Linked DNA regions of Homo sapiens: region 1 is linked to region 2. A link is a loop called in an ENCODE intact Hi-C map of the cell type or tissue named here. Cell type or tissue: heart right ventricle. All regions are shown on one strand. Each heading gives the region's core, and the rest is flanking DNA. Links, peaks and the distances in the headings are about the cores only.

Evidence for each region. A loop is a pair of places that touch in the nucleus more often than their neighbours do. Peaks named below come from ENCODE experiments on the same cell type or tissue, not always from the same donor. Only the 100,000 strongest peaks of a DNase experiment are listed, where the experiment ranks them.
Region 1: it touches region 2 in a loop (4-fold over the local background); 4 of 110 quality-filtered maps call a loop at or near these places.

The regions. Positions count from the first base shown.
Region 1 is chr13:76,812,160-76,814,659 of GRCh38, reverse strand. No RefSeq gene overlaps it. Among named protein-coding and RNA genes, the nearest start is that of KCTD12, 73 kb to the left of the region's middle. In heart right ventricle, for the core only: no CTCF peak of the experiment used is centred there; DNase peaks (open chromatin) are centred at 1,459 and 2,299; H3K27ac peaks cover 2,215 bases.
Region 2 is chr13:76,710,599-76,722,660 of GRCh38, reverse strand. It overlaps LOC105370265 (a long non-coding RNA gene), which reads left to right. Exons shown (of 4, transcript XR_001749923.2): 3 at 7,903-7,959; 4 at 10,346-10,553. Among named protein-coding and RNA genes, the nearest start is that of KCTD12, 170 kb to the left of the region's middle. In heart right ventricle, for the core only: no CTCF peak of the experiment used is centred there; no DNase peak of the experiment used is centred there.

The DNA.
Region 1 (2,500 bases), core at 1-2,500, 96 kb before region 2:
GACTCCAAAATAGGGGAGGGGACAAAGGGACAAGGTTTAAAAACTACCTATTGAGTACTATATTCGCTATTTGGATGATGGGATGATAGAAATCCAAAGCTCAGCATCATGCAATATACCCCCATAACAACTTGCATGTGTAGCCCCTGAATCTAAAAAAAGAGGAAAAAATGACTGGTGGCTTGGATTCTTCATGAATATGCATGTCCTGAAGGTGGTGTGGCCCCAGGTTAAAATCTAGGCTTTGTCCTGCAAGTAGATCCACAATCTAAAGATGGTAAATTAAAAAACTTCAAAACTCTGTATTAAAATGAATTAATCTGGATTGTTTCTGCCATAGGCACAGAACTCTATGTCCCACTGGTGTTTCAACAGTGGCTGTGGAGGCAGCAGGACAGGGATCTTTGCAGATGTAGGTAACCTTAAAGTGCTCCACACTATATCTCTGCATATTGTCTGCCAGTGCTCAACCACAGCTTCCCTTTTATAAGTTTCCACCTGGTTCCACAGTAGCTGAAGGCTGCCCAGGCTGCAGGAGAGAGGCTCTGGGATCCAGAGGACTTTGCACCAGAGGAGTGAGCTGAGGCTTGTTCCTGCCCCACAGCATTCAGCTGGCACAATGCCATGAGGATGTATCTTCAGAGCAGCCACCAGGTGCCTTGTGAGGAATGTGTGCAGAACAGATGAAAGCTGCACAATTTCTGATTTAGAAATTTAGCCTAAGCTAAAGGTTCTCAAACTTTTCCACCCCAAGATCCTCTGTTCCTCCTTTCTCTTCTCACCCCTCGCACAAGGAGACAGTGAGGAGGAGTAGGCATGGGGTCATTAGGAGACCCGAATTCTAATCCTGGCTCTGTCCTGTGTCATCTTTGGGTCCCCACTACTCCTTCCAAGCTTATGATCTCACCAGCAAACGAAGAAGGCAGAGAGAAGTTCCTCTACATTTTAATGCCTGGGACATAAACTCTAGGGGCAGGTAGAACTCTGGCCCCATGTGGCTCTGCACACAAAGGCCATGGCACCCCATGGTGGCCCACATGCTTGAGTGCATGTGCTCAGATCTGTGCTTTTCTGTTCCTCTGCTCTCCTGACAGCCCCTGAGGCTTTCCATTTTCCACCCACCTTCTGTGTAGAGCAGAGGGTGCAGAGAGAGCTCTCGCTTAGGAAGGAGGTGAGAGGAGTCAGAGTCTGCGGCAGGAACTGGAAACCCTGGGTCGCTTTGGGAGGGTGGGGATGGTGAGGCAGCAGAAAGTTTTACATTCATTTCTATTTGCCTGATGGAAATGAAAACCAGGTCGCTAGGAGCCAGAGGCCATCCAATAAACATTGTTTCTGGGACAGGAATTGGGGTGCTTTACTTCCAGAAAATTCCACTACTCTGCTTCAGGACTCTTGCATGAAATCTTTCAACACAGCATGGTTGGCTCAAAGCTTGGCATGGTTCCTTAGCCAGTGGCCTTCCTGTAGGGCTGATCAGGCTGCCAAAAGTGGCTCATTGTGTTTTGGGACAGTGGGGCTTAGTGGAACCTATGATCTCATTCTCACACTTTCCTCTTCACAGTCCACATTGGAACAATAAATCTCATACCCAAGATGGGGCTAAAGAGGCTGAAATGAGAGCTGGGTCAACACATGGAAAATGAAGTAATGGATTAGGAAAATTGTTATAAGAAAAACTGCATCAATGTAGCACCTTTGTTATCTGTATTTCCCAGATGAAACCTCCAGAATGACTTGATTTCTTGCATACAGATACATCTAAGGCAATGAGATTTCGTGGTCCATTGTATACTCTGCCTGGTGCCTAGTGATATATGTTCAATGGAGGTAAAAGTGCAGAATATGCTCAGTAAAATTTTTTATGGTTTCTTAGAAATGACTGCCATCCTTAGCACTTGGCATGTGAAGCAGCAGATGGAGTCACAACATCCCCAGGGGAGTAAGGACATGTGCAGATATTTCTTTCTTACTCCAGTGCATTTATTACTGAGACACAGGGAGGATTATGGAATATGATACCTTTGCTCATCACTGCTCAAGACTAAATTCAGCCAAATTTGCTCCTGTTAGAGAAGTGAACTTAGATGGTTCCTTTAATGAGGCAAGAAGGGGAAATTCCAATTTTCTTTCCGAGCTCAATGCAGCCTGTCCCAAGGGCTGAGGGTCCGGATGCTGAGCTGGGCACTGACTTGGATTTGGAAGGAGCAGTGTCAGCAGATCTGGAGGCTCAGCCCTAGATTGGAAACAGATGCCATAAAAGCAGAACAGAATCCATTCTGAACAAGCCCTTGGCTGCCGCCACAGCTCACATGGCCACCATCTGCTACAGTAATGTCCCCACCATGACACACTCCCTGCTTCTTCTGATAACCTTCCCATGTGAGTACTGCTGCCTGACTTGGGAGGTTGTAAGCTGTAAGTAATGGCTTTAGCTCCTCAGCTTAAGCCAAGAGCAGAATTCTCTAGGATTGGTCCTAGCAAAGAGAGAAGTAGGCTGTTG
Region 2 (12,062 bases), core at 3,667-6,166:
TCTTCACTAAATAAGAGGAGAAGCAATGGAAATAATTATATCTCATGTAAAATAGAAGTCAGCACCTCTTCTTGCTGTGCCTAGTCTTCTCTGTGAAGTGGAGCTTTCCTTTGGTGAAAGATGCATTATCTGGCTTACCCCTACTCTCCAAGCTCTAGAAGTAGGCACTTCTGATGTTCCTTGTTTCAACTGAGGAAACAGCTGGATCAATCACAGTAGACTTGATTTTTAAAAATTGGTTAAAGATAGCTTTTTACCTAGAATTTCATGTTACTAGAAATCAGAAAGCTTAAGAAGTCTTTAAAAAAACGACAGGACTTATTTTGGTTTTCATTTCAACAAAATTTTATTTGAAACACAAGAACCTAGAGGTGGTCCTTAAAAACTGATAGTGACAATAATAAAACATCTGTGAATAATATATTCAGGCTGAGTTGCAGACCAACATAAATCCCAGTTTCTTGGGGAGGTGGAAGGATACTCACATTTATGGAAGTGGAAAGAGAAGTTTCACTTGTTGAATGCTAACATTGTGTCAGGCACTGGGCTAAGACTGCAATCTCATTTATTTGTCACAACCCTGAAATTAAGTATTATTGTTATGCCAAGTAGAAAACTGTGATCCTATTATTTAGAAAAAAAATATGGACTATAAGTTTCTGAACTTATTCATTGACTATCTGGGCTTGGATGAAACATAAAGTTTCTACAACTTGCCTTTCAAGTCCATAAGATTTCTTTTGAGAATTTGTCACTTCTCTTTTTCATGAGAGTATATTGAAACACTAGACTTCCTACCATTGCCACTACCTGGATACTTCTCCTCTTACTAAGGTGGTAGAAGGCTGGAGACCTTCAAGCCATAATGCCACCTCATCCTAAAGCTTCACCTGTGGTACCTGGTGACAACGCCCATTGAAACTTGGTTAAGCCCTGCAGCCAGACAGTGTAACGACTTGCTTGACCTTCTATTGACTCAGGTTAAGCAGCTCTCTCACTTGTAATGAAGAAGGCTTGGGGTAGCAGTGTGGAAGTGATATCTCCCTCCTGGAAGGTCATTTCTCATGGTGACCTCCACCCAAAAATGAACTTGTGTCAAGGGTTTGCGTACAAGCAGTTTCTTTGGGATGTGATCCCAGGAAGCACTGCAAGACTGTGGCAGAAGAGAAACAAGAAGGGAAAAAAAACACTACAAAGTGTGATAACGAGTGGGCTACTGCTGTGAGCAATTGGAGCTTCATCCTTCTAGGGACCTTCTGAAAGACTATGGAACACATTTCAGAACCCTCCTATTGCTCTGTGTTTATCCACCAATTCCTACCCTTCATTAACTGAGGGTTCCTTCTGGGGCAATTTCTAGCCTGCCAACCCTTTCCCACTGTCAGAGATTGCCTACACAGGTGAAGAGATATAGAAAGGCATTTAAACAAGAATAGTACATAGTTACTTTCTGCATGGGTGGAGGGGATATGGCGGGCCACCAACAGGGTCTTCCCATCCCCCATCTCAGGGGGCTCTGAACCTGCCAACTCACATGCTTTCTTCCCAGTGCAGGAGAGAAACTTTCTCCTGCCAGCTACATGCTCCTGCTTTAGCTTGTAGAAAAAGGAACAAATGTGTGCCCACACTTCTGCCTTCCAACACTTGTTCCCTATGGGGGAAGGCTTATGAAGGGAACTTCTGGCTTCTCTCTACTCCTTACTAAGGATGCTCCAAGTGAAAGAAAGTAGCTAATATGATTGTTGGGAAGCCTACTGGTCCTGAGTAGACTGGTCTGTGGGATCAGGGTCCCTGTATTTTGTGGCATGGCCCCTTTCTCCTATCTGTGACATATGTTGGTAAGAGAGTCAGGGCTTTCTTCACTTCTGTTTTCCTGTGAGGTAAGCATGGGCCTGGAAATGGGTCTGCAGAAGATTTCTAGAAGGAAAGAGAGCCATTTTTCTCTTGCTCTTGCCATTGCATCAGTGTCTGATTGTGTGAGGCTGACCCATGACCCTGCGCCCAGCAGCTAGTCAAGGTTCTGAGTTGTTTATCTAACCTCACTCTAGGGTAGACTCCAAAGTCTTGATTCAGAGAAGGAGAGGAAACCCCAGTGACCTTCAGACTTCAGTTTAGTTCTCCCACATGTTTGCAAAAGATTCTCCTCTGGCTCCACTTGCCAGCCTCTAAGGAGGGTGATGCTAATCTCCATTTAGGTTTTCATTTGGGTGTTTGTGCCATTTTTTAGGACCTTGTAGGTTTCTTACTTTCCAAAAGACAGACAGGATATGGGCTCCAAACCCTACCCTGAATCCTTAATCTTTTAATTATTAAGAATTTGTGACCTGAATTCAAATTTCAGTGCCACTATTTTTTAGTTGTATGAAATTGTCCAATAAAATGTATGGCAGAGGCACCTGACAGCTGTAACTGAAGGATACCATGAGGACGACCCTATGGTCTAAGCAGAGCGTTGGTTCAGAATTCTGAGCTAAGGAATCTGGGAGTGGCCAATCCAGACATTGATCTTATCTATGAAGGACAATTGAACCCCTTGCCCATTCTTTGGAATATAGGTCATACAGGGGATTGGGAGGCCCTTGTTTTGGGTTAAATGGAGGTTGCTAGGTGGAGGTTGCTATGTGAAAATGCTATATAAATTGTATGGTTTTTACAAATGGTAGTGGTTCTCTCATCCAGCCTGCTGCCACTGTACTATCCCTGTGTGTAAGTGCCCCCAATAAACTCTGTATATCATTCCCTGTCACCAAGTCTCTTCTTTGGCTTCTCAGACACAGTGCTATCCCTATTGGAGTCAGTAGGTGGCTGGCATGACATTAAATAACTACCTAGGGCCTCAATTCTCTCTTTTCAAAATAAAAAAATGATGCCTATCTTATAGGATTTTAATGAAGATATCTGAGATGGTACAAGTATCACATATTACCTTGCACATAGTAGCTGCTCAGTAAATTTAGTTGCTATTAGCTAAGGCAACTTCAACTTCAGATTTTAATTTCAGTTACTATCCTCTCTAAACTCAAAAAATATGAAGTGTATTTTATTTGCTCTATGGCAGTCAATACCTGGAGAAGTACTTCTTTCATAATACTAACAGTTAACTAAAGTTATGAAAACCAAGGTTGTCATTTGTTTTCCTAGTATCTCTTTAGGGAGTTTCCTTCTCCCCCTGCAAGTTTTAGTCTGAAAAGTTTGAGTGGGGATGACCTCAACTCCTTGGTGTAAGAGGTTGGTCCAGGCCCAATATTTGGTAGTCTAATTTTACCTGTTTTTTTCTACGAGACCAGGGAGAGCTATTTGTCTCTTATCTTCATCTTTTCCCTTTCCTATATGAATTCGTCATTTTTGAATGGGACCCATTGTTTATTGACAAATAGGAATGTTTGTGTATGTCAGGACAGAGAGAGATTAAGGTGAAGCAAAAACAAGGCTCCTGGGGTGCAGAATTTAAGGAGGCAACTCACTTTTAGGATTTCCCTAGGCTTCTTTCTTGCCTGACCTTACTTCTGTCACTGGTGTGTCTGTATATGTGTGTGTGTATGTGTGTGTGTGTATGCGCGTGTGTGTATGCGTGTGTGTGTAGAGGTAGTGCTGGGGTGATGCCAACATGGAGGTGGTAGTAGTGGTGAATGAGCCATATATATCCATTGGCCTCCTTAGAGTTTCTTGTCTTGAGAACTTTCTCCCTTCATCAAATCTATCCTCCTTTTGCCTGGGGGAACAATATCCCTTTGCTTTTCAGGAACCAGAAGATAGCATAGCTAACAGCAAAGCCATTGGGATCACAGGCTTGTTGTTCTCTGCTCACCGCTGTTTCATTTCCTCCCTCCACTCAGTTCTTCCCCTGGCTTTTTCCCTTAGATAAGAGGCTGGATCATCCCAAGAAAAGATAAGATGTCCTGCTTTCTCCTATAGCTCACTCTGCTCTCCTTGGTTTTGTGATGTTGCATTGTGACTGTTCAAGAACATTTTCTGCCTCTCCCATGATCGTCCTCACGACAAGAATTCAAGGTTTCAGTTCAAAGATTACTGGCTCCCTTATTGTAGGAGATGTCTTCATTCTGCCTAGGGTCTGAGGAGCTGGCCCCTAGGTAGGCTTCTTAAATCAATCCTCGCACAGTACCTCCTAGGTTGGCCTTATAGTGTGCGGCTTGTGGTTGTGACAGTTTCTGTATTTCACTGAAGTAGGAGACGTTCTATCTGTACAGTTTTAGATTTTTTTGGTGAGTTTTTATGTGGCAAGCTGAGCAAAAATGCTTTTATACTATATTCAGTGACAGCCTATTCCCAGGCACGTAGTAGATACACAGTAATTATGTATTAATTGTCGGTGGGGAGATCTGGGGTAGAACTTTAAAGGAGGCAGAGTGCAAAAGGAGATGTGAAGGATTCCGAAGGGGACACTGCTGTTACTGGCTGTGACTTCTACTGGGTACAAACTCTTGTCTTTTCCATGACTTCCACGCTGCAGTCTTTAGGCGCATTAAGAAGGGAGGGAGACTTCTCTTAGTCTTTCATCTTCTCTCTTACAGAGAAGCTCAGTTGTTGTCCAGTTTGTGTATTTTTCCCTGCCCAGATCTCATGTTGAATTGTAATCCCCACTGTTGGAGGTGAAGCCTGGTGGGAGGTGCTTGGATCATGGTGATGCATTTCTCATGAATGGTTTAGCACCAGCTTCTTGCTGCTGTTGTTGTGATAGTGAGTGAGTTCTCATGAGATGTGGTCATTTAAAAGTGTGTAGCACCTTCCTGCCATGTTCTCTCTTTCTTGCTCCTGCTTTTGTCGTGTGATTTCCCTGCTCTGCTTTCTCCTTCTGCCATGATTGGAAGCTTCCTGAGGCCTTCCCAGAAGCAGATGCCACTATGCTTATACAGCCTGCATAACCATAAGCCAATTAAACCTCTTTTTTAAAAAAAATATAAATGGGGTTGGGGGAGGGAGAGGGATAGCATCAGGAGACATACCTAACGTAAATGACGAGTTAATGGGTGCAGCACACCAACATGGCACATGTATACATATGTAACAAACCTGCACATTGTGCACATGTACCCTAGAACTTAAAGTATAATAAAAAAACAAAAAAAAAAAAAAAGAAACATTAAAACTCACTAACTCTTAGATTTGAGTAGATGGCTCTTACCACAAGTTAAAAATATATATATATATATTATATATAAATTACCTAATCTCAGGTACTTCTTTATAGCAGTGCAAGAATCCATTAATACAGTAGTGGAAAGCCTTTTCCAAGTCTAGGTCTGAAGATCCAGCTATCAATAATGCAAGTGAGTGTAAGTTACTCTTGCATTGCCATTTCCAGACACAGATGAGCTATGGTGATTCACCAGGCAGGACAGTCACTTCGTTGCTGCTATCTGATTTGATGTCTCCTTGGAGCCAGGGTGATGCTTGTCTGGGTCTCTCACAGGCTCCTCTTTGGACCAGCTGGTCTCTTTACTTGATCTAAACAATTTCTGGTTTCAGCAAAATAGGCTACATTGTAATTTAATATGTATTTTTTAATCAGAAGAAGAATGCAGCATGTTAATATAATTTCAAAAGACAATAATATTTAGAAAAAAATGTCTTTTTCTAAAAGTGGATAATTTTATTTATGTTGGTCTCCTGTTAGAGTCTGAAAGATAATCTTTCAAGGTTGTTTAGAATTGACTCATGGGCGTTTTCAAGATGGATCATAGCATCTCCTTTTCTGAGCCTGGTAAAAAAAAAGTTAAACGGGAATAAGTTTTGCTTGGTTTGAAATCACTACTATCTGGAGAAATGCGGATTTTTACACAATTGTTTGAGGTAAATCCTTACAAGTTTTCTAGTGTAAAACTACTATTTCTAGAAAAATCAGGAAATGAGAGTTATTATAAATGATTTCTGGTAATATTGTTGGTTATCCTAGACCTATGCCTTTTTTATTTTCTTCAACAACTTGTTTGACTTACTGAGTCTAAAAATTCATTTTTCTGTTAAAGACCTTTGTCTCACTTATAAAATATATGATAAACAATGTTCATATGATCTCAGATAATTCTGTCATGTCAATAAATAATTTTGTTTCAGGTTTGGATATTCTGGAACCAGCTGCCCTCAAGTCTTCATGTAGACTTACAACATTTTAAGAGTCAGTGCATTATTGAAATTATTACGTTGCTTTATTTGGTATTTTCCATTTCTTCTCTTATTAAATACATTTACTTTCATGGTATATTATACTGTGTAACTTCTTAGTTCTAAATACCTACAGCAACAACATCTTTGAGATTCACTACTTCTTCCTTCTTAAACTATTTCAGTTTTTTTTCTGCTTTTAGCAACTTAGACATAAAATTTAAACAGACACCTTGTTGAATAAGAAACCATTTCTTGTGTTTATGAGTGGTTCCTTTCCCCTGTTCCTTATCCTTTTTCTTTCATTCTTATCCTTTACTTCAGCCTCCACTCTTACTCTGAATGAACACTAATTTATTTTGGAGTTGTCATATGTAATTAATTGCTTTGCAACCAATTGCATCACTGAATAGCTACCGCATTTGATATCACAATAGTCCAACACTGTGATATAATCTAGATAATACTGTGAAATTGAGAATATAGGTCAATATGTTGGAAAAAATTGAAGAATCAGTACTAGAAAAAAATTAATTTTCACATGCTCTAATCACGTCATTTTTATTTTCTTTTGTCAAATTGCCTCTTTCTCATTCCCTTCTCCACATATTGCTTCAATCATGTTTTTTTTTTTTTTTTAACGGTTCTTCTTTCACATAGTTCTTTCTCCACTCACATAAATGCTTAGCCCAGCATTGGAATTCCTCCCCTGTGGGCCTTTCCTTTCATCAAGTTCCATCTTCATTCTTCTCGAGATGGATTACAAAAGGAGCTGATTTAAAATTCACTGTCTGGTCATGAATAGACACGATAAAGAGAGATGTTAATGTAAAATTATATTACAAAATGTTTGTTTAAAAAACTCATCATCTTGCTCCCTTGGGGTTTTCTCTACTAAATTCACTTTGGCGAATAATGACATTCATAAAAAATCTACCCAAGGGCCTTCACGAAACAAAAAGTGCCAAAATGCAGCATTTCATGTCACAAAAATAGCTCAGAAGTTAACAGGTAAGGCCACTGCTTTTTGTTGAATTTAGTTGTTTGGTTTTCCAGTATTTCCCTCGCATTCTTTGTGAGTACATACATACACATAAGCATGCAAATGCACAAAGCACACATACAGATTAGAATTGGGTTTATTTTAATTTCCTGATTGTTTTTGTTCATCTAAGTGCTATTTAAAATAAGTGAGGTTAATGGCAGTTCCCTCTCCTCTCATTCTGTACTCTTCCCCAGTCTTTATTTCCGGTGTGTTAGGAACTTGTTGTTCTTCCCAGATAGTTCAGTTGCAATTGGGAGTTGCAATTTGAGTTGGTAGGTTCTCTCTGGGGCGCTGAGTAAAAGACAACTGTTTGCTATAATGGCCTACACAGCTGCAAGAAAATCACTGTTTATTGCCTTTATAAAAAATAAAATTTGCTGCTTTCGCCTTAGCTTCTTTTGAACCTTCTCAAGAAAATCATTCTGAAGGGCAGAATAGCAGACTTCTTAAGGGCTGGGATTCTGGAGTTGGATTTGGGGTTAAATCCTAACTCTACCATTTACTGTGTGGTATTGAGTAAGTTACTTAACCTTTCTAAGACTCAGTTTTCTCATATATCAAATAGGTATTTATGAAGACAAAATAAACTCATGTATGAAATAACTCTTATCACAGAAAAAAACTTCAGTAAAATATAATTCTTAATATTGTTGTCTTAATAATGCTAATTTGTATTTGTAAGCCAATTTATTATTTTTAAGTAATTTTAAATTTTATTTTTATTTTACTCCTAGTAGATTCCACCTTTGAAGGAGTCTTACAAAACCATTGCCTTTATCTACATTTAGCAGGTATTTTTTGAACATTATGATTGGAACAACATAGAATTGGGCTCTTTGGGCATTAATAAAAAAATACTGGAAGCATCCATCCATTCTCTTTGTGTGCTAAATGTCTGGCCCAATATAAGCATGAAGGCTGTGGAATTCAGTAAGGGAGGAAGACTTATTGGAGAGAGGAATACATATTTAGAATTCTATGAAGTAGGCAATGTTCTTCCTCATTGCACAAAATAGGCCAGGAGTCTGAAGACTTCCATTTTAGTCCCATCTCTGCACTAACTAGGTGTCTTAGCAATTAACCTTTTGGAATCTAGGCCTCTTCATTGATCAGATTAATTTTCCAAAAGAACAGCTTCAATCACATTGTTCTATGGCTTAAAAGCCTCTCCATTGCTCACTGAATTAAAGTCTAACCTCTGTGCTTGGCATTCAAAGTGCTGTAATAGTCAGAGTTTTCCAGAGAGATAGAACCTATACATATATACATGTGAGAAGGGATTTACTGGGGGAATTGGTTCACATCATTATGAAGGCTGAGAAGTACCAACACAGGCCCTCTGCAAGCTGGAGAACCAGGGAGGTAGATAGTGTGGCTCAGCCTAAAACCTCATAACCAGGGATGCTGATGGTATAATTCTCAGTTTGAGGCTGAAGGCTTGAGTACCCAGGGTCACCTGTGTGAATCCTGGAGTCGAAAAGCCAGAGAATGTGGAGTTCTGATGCCCAAGGGCAGGAGAGGGACATCCTGGATCTGCAGGAGAAAGAAAATATTTGCCCCTCCTCCATTTTTTTGTTCCACTTGGACCCCTAACTAATCAGATGGTGCCCGCCTACATTGAGGGGGGATCTTACCCACTCGGTTCACAGACTCACATGCCAATCTCCTTCAGAAACACCCTCACAGACACCCTCAGAAGCAATGCTTTACCAGCTAACTAGGTATCCCTTAATCGGGTTAAGTTAACTCCAAAACTTGACCATTGCAGGTGCTCAGCTTCCTCTTCCAACCTCCTCTGCCATCCTCCTACTATGTATACCCCACTCTCCATCAGAGTGCTGTCCTTGTTCCCTGAGCACTTCTAGTGCTCCTATCGGCCTCACCCAGATGCCTTTCTGCATCTCTGCCATGCTCTCCTGCAGTGAGCCCACCCTGCTGCCAAAGGTAGAGGTCTTGGCTCTATCTCATATTCCTTCAGCATCCCTCATCAGTCACTTGCTACCCATCAATCAATCATTTGCCACACATCAGTCAATCATTTGCCACCCAGGCCTATTCATTTTCCCTCACTGAAATCTTTTAATACATTTCCTGCATTTCCTCTGTATTCTTTACCTTAGGTTAGGCCTCTTTCATATCTTACCTCTATTATTACAGTAGCTTCCTGTGATGGTTAATTTTATGTGTCAGCTTGATTAGGCCATGGGATGCCCAGATATGTGGTTAAACATTATTTTTGGGTGTGTATGTGAGCATGTTTCCATAATACATTAGCATTTGAATTAGTGGGTTGAATAAAACAGATGTCCCTCTTCAGTGTAGGTGGGCATTGTTTAATCCATTGAGATCCAAATAGGACACAAAAGGGAGAAGGTTGAATACCCCCTCTCTGTTTGACTGCTTGAGGTAGGACATAGGTCTTCTCCTGTCCTTGGACTAGAACTTACCTACTGGCTTTCCTGGGCCTCCAGCTTGAAGATCATGGGACTTCAAACTTCCTAATGCTGTTTGCCTTGCTTGCTCCCTTTCAATCTATCCCATCATCCTTCTGGCAGGGTGATTTTTCTTTTTTGTTTTTTTGAGAATGGAGTCTAGCTCTGTCACCCAGACTGGAGTACAGTGGTGCAATCTCAGCTCACTGCAACCTCTGTCTTCCAGGTTCTAGTGACTCTCTTGCCTCAGCCTCCCCAGCAGCTGGGACTACAGGCACACACCATCACAACTGGCTAAATTTTGTATTTTTGGTAGAGATGGAGTTTCACCATGTTGGCCAGGCTGGTCTCGAACTCCTGAACTCAAGTGATCTGTCCTCCTCGGCCTCCCAAAGTGCTGAAATCACAGGTGTGAGCCACTATGCCTGGCCAGGGTGATTTTTCTAAAATGCAGTTATAATCATGTCACTCTCCTGCATACAACAATCCTTTGATGCTTTCCCATCAGTTTGTACATAACAATCAAAATCTTTTCTTAGTCCACTTTGTATTGTAGTTATATGTGCTTTTGTTTTGTCTTTCCTCTGCTATTAAAAGCCACTGGACAGCAGGGACTGAGTGTTACTCAGCTTCGTATTCCCTGGAGTACCTAGTAGAGTAGCTTGCATATAGTAGGTGTTCCTTAAATGCCTGTTACATGATTGTATCAACTGGAATTAATATTATCTCCTTTACCTTTCTGAAGGTAAATGCAATGATTAAATATGAAGAAGAGCATTGACAAGATGAAATGGGCTCATTCTCAGCAATGTTATTTCAAAAAGAAAACCTGAGTGATTCACGTATTCATATGTCCATCTGAAAATGTCCTTCTCTCAACAAACTACTCAGTGAAAACTCATCTTCATATAGTTAATGCTGGAGTGCTAATAAACTGTTGCAAATTTCAAAAATAGTGTCATAACTTCCTATACAGAGTCTAAAGAAAGTGGAGGTGTGATGTAGTCTAGGGTTATCAATAGGGCAGCATGACTTGATGGGGCTTAAGACTTCTACACACAGCCAGCAAGCATTTAATGAGCATCCCTGAGGGGCTTAATGTTCCATACTATTACTCAAGGACTTTTTCTTATTTGCCAAGATTACTTGGTAAATCTACAAAGCCAAGTGGCCTATGGCCAGAGTTCAAATAGTTTCTTGTCAATTCTTCCCTCCCTTTCACAGTTGCAAGGCATGGAAAAGAGGAAATGGGATGAGATGGGATGGCTTTCGTCCTGGCCTGCTTCAAGCACTGTTTCACCATAAAAAAGGAACTCTCCACTGCTCCTCTTAAACAGATAAAATATTTTGTGCTTAGAATTCAATGACTCATCCCACTTGGACATAACTACATTCTTTCTAGGGCGGAAATCTCGCATTCAAGTGCAGCTGGCCAAGTTGAAGAAAGAACTTCAAGGCAGTTCTGGGAAAGAACTTTAAGCCTTAGCCCTGATTATGAGAAAGAAGTTTTGCTCTTTGCAAAGGATTAGGAGCATAACTGTGCTAGTGAATAACAATCTCGGACTTAGCCAAAGAATGCTTGGGTGGGATTTTGATTATCATTATGGTATTTTTTAAAATGTAAGCATCTAAGTCTTCAAATTCTTTGATAAATTTAATTTTAATACTTAATTTTGGGCAATCAAAGCACAAAGAAGTAGAAACTGGAGTGAAAATGGGTGGGTTACCAGATACTTACAATAATAAAAGTGTCATTTTGCCAACTTATTTTGTAGCTAAAATTACAATTTTCAATGCTATATGTAGTTGAAGATAGCCATCATCTGCGAGTGCTTATTATATGCCAGGAACTAAGCTAAGCTCTTAACCTGCAAAATTTCATTCAATCCTTGCATAGACACTATGTGATAGATGGACTACAATTGCCACATTGAATCAACATTTGCCTGAGAGACCAATGGGCATTTATTGAACACTATTTAGGGATTAATGTGAAGCGGTGGCAAAGAAGGAAAGGTATAGCATTTAGAGGAACACAGTATTTCATAGAATCTTAGTGAGGGAAGGGATGTTGAAGGACTAAGGCTGATGCCAACTCCGTTGGGCAAGTAATCATCGCTTCTAGCTTTTATAAATTATTAAAATATATTTTGATTTCAGTTTTTCTGATCTGTTTATATTGTCTCTTAAGTCCTTTAGAATCACTTCACACTATGCTCTCATCCAGGTGAAAAGGAACTCAGAAAGAATGTAATTAGCCTCATTTTCTAGCCTAAAACCTTGTGCAGTGGACCTAGAGGCTCCCAAACACGTGCTAAGGTGTAAGGGCCCATGGGCTGCATATCAGTAGGTAACCAAGGCATTCTTTTGTGTATGTGTTGCCCAAATCCCTTAAGAGCACCTATACATCTTGACAATTTTCAGTACAAATCCTTTTCAAGTGAAAAATAAACAAGTATTTA